Linked DNA regions of Mus musculus: region 2 is linked to region 1. A link is a contact called in ENCODE Hi-C or POLR2A ChIA-PET data. All regions are on one chromosome and are shown on one strand. The core of a region is the stretch at or near the end of the contact, and the rest is flanking DNA. Distances in the headings are between cores, read along the strand shown. Region 1 holds the start of Tnfrsf1a (tumor necrosis factor receptor superfamily, member 1a). Region 2 holds the start of Vamp1 (vesicle-associated membrane protein 1).

The links. A loop is a pair of places that touch in the nucleus more often than their neighbours do. ChIA-PET counts read pairs that join two places held with the same protein, here RNA polymerase II (POLR2A).
Region 2: POLR2A ChIA-PET joins it to region 1 with 13 read pairs in Patski. The contact joins the promoter of Vamp1 here to the promoter of Tnfrsf1a in region 1. A Hi-C loop is called at or near these places in 6 of 37 maps with a recorded cell type or tissue (gastrocnemius and heart). POLR2A ChIA-PET finds 5 or more read pairs at or near these places in 2 of 5 experiments (Patski and embryonic stem cell).

Annotation. Positions count from the first base shown.
Region 1 is chr6:125,348,288-125,350,987 of GRCm38, forward strand. It overlaps Tnfrsf1a (tumor necrosis factor receptor superfamily, member 1a), which reads left to right and starts at 1,436. Exons shown (of 10, transcript NM_011609.4): 1 at 1,436-1,775. The coding sequence starts at 1,737.
Region 2 is chr6:125,214,229-125,216,928 of GRCm38, forward strand. Vamp1 (vesicle-associated membrane protein 1) reads left to right here and starts at 1,353. Exons shown (of 5, transcript NM_009496.3): 1 at 1,353-1,499. The coding sequence starts at 1,498.

The DNA of each region.
Region 1 (2,700 bases), core at 186-2,685:
TCCTGGCTTGCTCCCATTGAAAACTGGCCAGTCTGATAGAGGGGGGTGAGCTTCCAGCAGCAGGGACACCTCCAGCTGGTCTTCCGCTCTGCCTTCAGGGTCACAGAGGAGAGGAGACAGCAGGGTTAGGATACTGGAGGTTGGAAGTCAGGGTAGCTCACAGGGAGAAGGGCCAGGAGCTCTGGTTCCAAGTCCCCAAGCCCTATGCCCCTATTCCTGGGTTTTCCCTCCAAGTCTCAAAGTCTCAGCTGCTTTTAAAGGACCGCAGGTTGGTTGAACTGGCATGCATAAAGAAGGTCATTGAGTCTCAAGGGCACTCGAGTGAATAGTGTCCGGGTGTTACAGGGTTCCATTGCACTGAAGACCTGCCCAAATGGGGATGGCAGGAGGCAGCCATCCCTAGTAAGGGATGCTATCAGAAGGTAAGGTCTTACTCAAAAGGACAGAGAGAACTGTGGGCCTTGCAGTAGGAGCTCGGCTGGCATCCTGATTCTCCGAGATCAGCCTCCCAGTGTGCAGAGTCCCGTGGCTTTTTCCTCACCCCTAAAGCTACAGACTGTGGTATAACTATCTTTGAGGTCAGTCCCAACGGATGCATCAGGATATCTAGAGCTGGGTGTGGTGGTGCACACCTGTAGTCTCAGCAGGTAGGAGGTGGGAGGATGAGAAGTACAAGGCCAGCCTCAGCTAGACAGTGAGTTTGAGGCCAGCCGGCTTGGGCTAAATGAAACCCTATTTCACACAGGTTGGAAAGGGGGCCCTGGGAGCCCTTTACAGAAGCCTGAATTCTCATGGCTTCTCTTTGCTATGTCAGGGCAGGCACTTTTCACTCCAAATTAACAACTGGGGAGACAACCAAGGCTTAGGAGAGGGTGCTGCCTGACACCCCCTCACCCGTGCCCCACCGTTGGTGACCGAGCCATGGTGGGCAGCTGAGGGACTTGTCTGGAAGACACAGATGAGAGTCAGTGGGAGTGACCTTGGGTCAGGACCCAGGCAGGGTAGAAAAGAACATTTGATTTCCCTCCCGGTTTGGGCTGACTGGGTAAACGTCCAAGAAAGTGCGATTAGAGGGAACTCAGAGGGAGGGAGAGCGCGAAGCAAAGGAGTTCTCGGCGGGCGAGCATCAGATATTGCCCTCCCCCTAATAACTCCCGCCTGCCGTCCCGTGAGATAGGTGGGCTGGCTTCCTTCCGTGAAATTGACAACAGGCTTAGAGGGGTTAGTCCACCGGTCTAAGCTCACCCACTTCAAAAGCAAAGGAGTCCGAACTGGAATTCTGTGGACTCTCAAGCTCTTAAGTGGTGTTAAGTGGGTTTGGGGCGCCAAGCTACGGGACCCGGGCTACAAAGCGTTAAAGAACCTTGGCCCTCTCCTCACTCCTCCTAGTTCCCTCCCTCCTCCTCCCTCGCCTCTCCCCAGGCTCTTCCGGTCCCGCTCTTGCAACACCACCCCCGCCACTCTCCCTTCCCCTCCTACCTTCTCTCTCCCCTCAGCTTAAATTTTCTCCGAGTTTTCCGAACTCTGGCTCATGATCGGGCCTACTGGGTGCGAGGTCCTGGAGGACCGTACCCTGATCTCTATCTGCCTCTGACTTTCAGCTTCTCGAACTCGAGGCCCAGGCTGCCATCGCCCGGGCCACCTGGTCCGATCATCTTACTTCATTCACGAGCGTTGTCAATTGCTGCCCTGTCCCCAGCCCCAATGGGGGAGTGAGAGGCCACTGCCGGCCGGACATGGGTCTCCCCACCGTGCCTGGCCTGCTGCTGTCACTGGTGAGATGGGAGACTGGAGGGGAGGGTGGGTTGCTAGCGAGGCGCCGGGCAGGAGTGGGCTTGTACTAGGGGTAGAGATGGGGGCAGGGGCTTCTGTGCTTTAGTTTGACGCCAGGTTTGCTGTGCCTCACCTGGGGCTGCCCTGAGATGTGGAAGGGAGAAATCTGAGAGGGAGAGAATCTGGCAAGCCAAGCTGGCAAGCCTGGGCCCCTGACAGTCAAGGTCCTGGCCCGTGTTGGGCTGTGGTCAGGCCAGCTGCTCGGCCAGTGGAGTTAGACGGAGAAGCCTTCTTTCTCTGGCCGAGGTTGAACAGCGTGGGGCAGGGTGTTGGAAGACTGGGTGCTAGGAGAACCGCTTTGGCGGGACGAGTTTGGGAAAGCGTGCTTGGGAGTGGACCCGAAACTGGACAAAGCTGGGCAGCCTTCCGGTCCCAGACTTCTCCCTGAGACAGCCTCTGACCTTCTGCCGCCTCCATTTCTGCTTCCAGACAAGAGGTCCCTCCTGGCGTGACCCTCCTTAAGTAGCTAATACCTCTTTATCTAGGCCATGTATCCTCCTGCTCCCTCCCCACAGACCCAAAAGTCAGTCTCACGGTTTCCAATTCCACAGTTCCAATTGGGGAAGTTGGTAGCAGCTTGTTTTCGTCACTGGAAAATGTACTTTTCTCTGGCCTCGGCCTAGTGTTCATGTTCTCTTGATTTCTGTGTGTCCATAATTATTCTGTGTAGATCCTGGGGGCTCCCTGGCTGTCTGGGTGGGCTGTACCATCGGCGCAGTGTTCTCTGGGTCCTGCCTCTCCCTGGCCCAGCGTTATCCCTGAGACCTGCCTTTTTCTCCCTCCCCTTTCACTCCTCATTCTCTTCTGGTCAGTCTCCAGAGCCTCCTTGCGGGGGTGGGGTGGGGGGGTGGGGGTGGCTCCTTTGTG
Region 2 (2,700 bases), core at 103-2,602, 130 kb before region 1:
GAAGCCAGCCTGGACTACACAAGCCTCTGTTTCTGCTGGGAAAAGAGTCTCTGAACGTCAAGTTGTAACTGTCCTATTAATGTTACTATGTTCTCTTTCCTTTTGCATGGATGCCTAAGATATAAACATTTACACTGCATCCAAAACCTAAGCTTCCACTAAATGTAAAATAAGAATTCTAAGGCTAGGAAAACGCAACCACAGCTATAGATTCCTTTAAAGCTGTGAAGCATAAAATAATGTTGAATTTTACAACTGATGTCTAGGAAAGGGATTCTACTGGAAGAGAGAAGAAACGTCTTTAAGTATTGAGAAGGAAAAATTGATTCTACTTAGATTTTGGAGGAGGAGTAAAGAGGAAAGGGCTGGGGCTGGAGAGAGATGGCTCAGTGGTGGAGGGAGCATATTGCTTTTGCAGAGGGTTTGGTTCCCAGCACTCACATATACTCAAAACCATCTAGGGAATAACCCTCCTCTGGCCTCCAAGGGCACCCAAGCATGCATAGATGCAGGCAGAAACTTGTACCATAATATATATATACATATGTGTGTGTGTGTGTATATATATATATATATATATATATATATATATATATATACACACACACACATACATACGCATAATGTGTGTGTATATATATATACATATATGTGTGTATATATATATATATACACACATATATATGTGTGTGTGTATCTATATATCTGTATATATGTATATATCTATATCTATCTATCTATCTATCTATCTATCTATCTATCTATCTATCTATCTATAGAGAGAGGTCTCAAAAAACAAAACAAAGCATAAACATAAAATAGGGAAGTCTACTTTAGTTCAGGTTTCTGGGCTGGGTTAACTAAGTCGCTGTGTTAACAGGTTTAGGGATGAAGTTCGTGATAGGGAAGAGAAGAATGAAGAATGTGGGTTTTATGGTCTCAGGCAGGGATGGTGACGGGGTGGTCCTGTGGCCAAGGACTTCATGAATATGCATTCACTGCTGAACCTCGCAGCCAGTTGGATTCCAGCGTCTAAGTCACTTGGGTTTCCTTCTGCCAGGTGCTGTGGGCGGGAGCGGTAAGAATGACAGCAGTCTCCAGCTCAGCGATTGGCTGGTAGGCACCATAAAAGGTCTAACTCAGCGGCGGAGACAGAGTTTGAGCTGGACTTTAAGCAAGCCACTTTTGTATTGGTCAGTGAAGAAATAGAAATAAGAGGACAATGGTAATTGCTGTAGTTGTGGGGGCGGGACTAGCAGGCCATTTCTCACGAGGATTGGACCTGGAGGTTTTGACATCATCCGAGAGGCGTGGTCATGTCTAATAAAGCCGAGAGCCGGCCCTGCACCTGCAGTAAGTTCCACCGCAGTTAGAGTTCCGGGTGTTTCGTGTGAGGCGGCGCTCGACAGTTCCGTCTGCTTCAGCCGCAGTGTCTCCCTGCCCGTCTCGTTGCATTCTCCAGAGAGGGGACGGACCTCCACTTCCTCTTTCAGAAAAATGTGAGTTGACTCTGCTCTAGGGTCCTCGACACCTCTTTACCGACTCTCCCCCGCAGTGTCCGACTCTGCGGGACGGGAAATGGCGCATTGCAGCAGCTGCGGCGACGCCGGGAACCACCAGCTCGCGCCGCCCCCAGACCGGGCCACCCCGGACTGCGGGCAGCGCTCCATCCCGCACCAACTGCAGCTGGCACTCCATGGCAGGGCGAGGGCGCGGGGGTCCCACGTACACCGCACCCTCCCCTCTTGTCTTTGTATCGTGGAACCCCAAAGGGGAAAAAGTGGGGGAGGTATAGATTCAGACAGGAAACTCGGAGACCCTTTCTTGTTTGACAGACTCTTAAAGCCTCTGGGAAGACTTATAGGTGTTCCTGTCCATTCTTGACTTGGAGTGCCCGCAGTCTCTGCGTTATGCATGCCCCTCACCCAGAGTGTGATGTACCTGCCTCATGGCTGTGAGCAAAGCTGCAGAAACTTAACTTGCTAGTTCTGTGGCGCCTTGCGAGTAGCTCAGAAAGTCTCAGGGGACAGTGGTATGAAATCTTAATGCAGCTGTTTATGCTAAGGCGATTTCCAGTGATCAAGTCCTAGCCAAATAAATATTGGAGGAGAAATAGGGAGAACAGTGAATTCTTCATTTTATCCAAAACACATAGTTTAGCCTTTAGCTCTTTTTGGCATCATCCCCTTCTGTGGCCAGATAAATTAAGAACTTCCCTTTAGGATCACATACACACAATGAAGAATTTTCTTTCTTTTCATTTATTATCTGAATCTCTTGCCTGGTGCTAGATTTATTTGTGTTTGTTCCCTCTTCCTCTCTCTCTCCCTCTTCCTCTCTCTCTCCCTCTTCCTCGCTCTCTCTATCCCCCTTCTTTGTTTGGCTTTTCCATATAGGGTTTCTCTGTGTACCCCTGGCTGTCTCAGAATTCCCTCTATAGACAAGGCTGGCCTTGAACTCAGAGATCCACCTGCCCCTGGCTTCCAAGTGCTGGGATTAAAGGTGTGCACCACTACACTCTGCTTGTGTTGCCTCTATTGGCAAAAGGGGGGCAGGATTTTGTATTACATAAGGGTTATAACTCCCTGAATAGGTTAGGGTGGAGTGTTTCTACCTGCCACAAATAGTAAATAAAGTGAGTTCTCCAAAGCTTCACAGCCATTTTATCCGTTCTCTGCATTAACATTCTGTGCAGTTTTT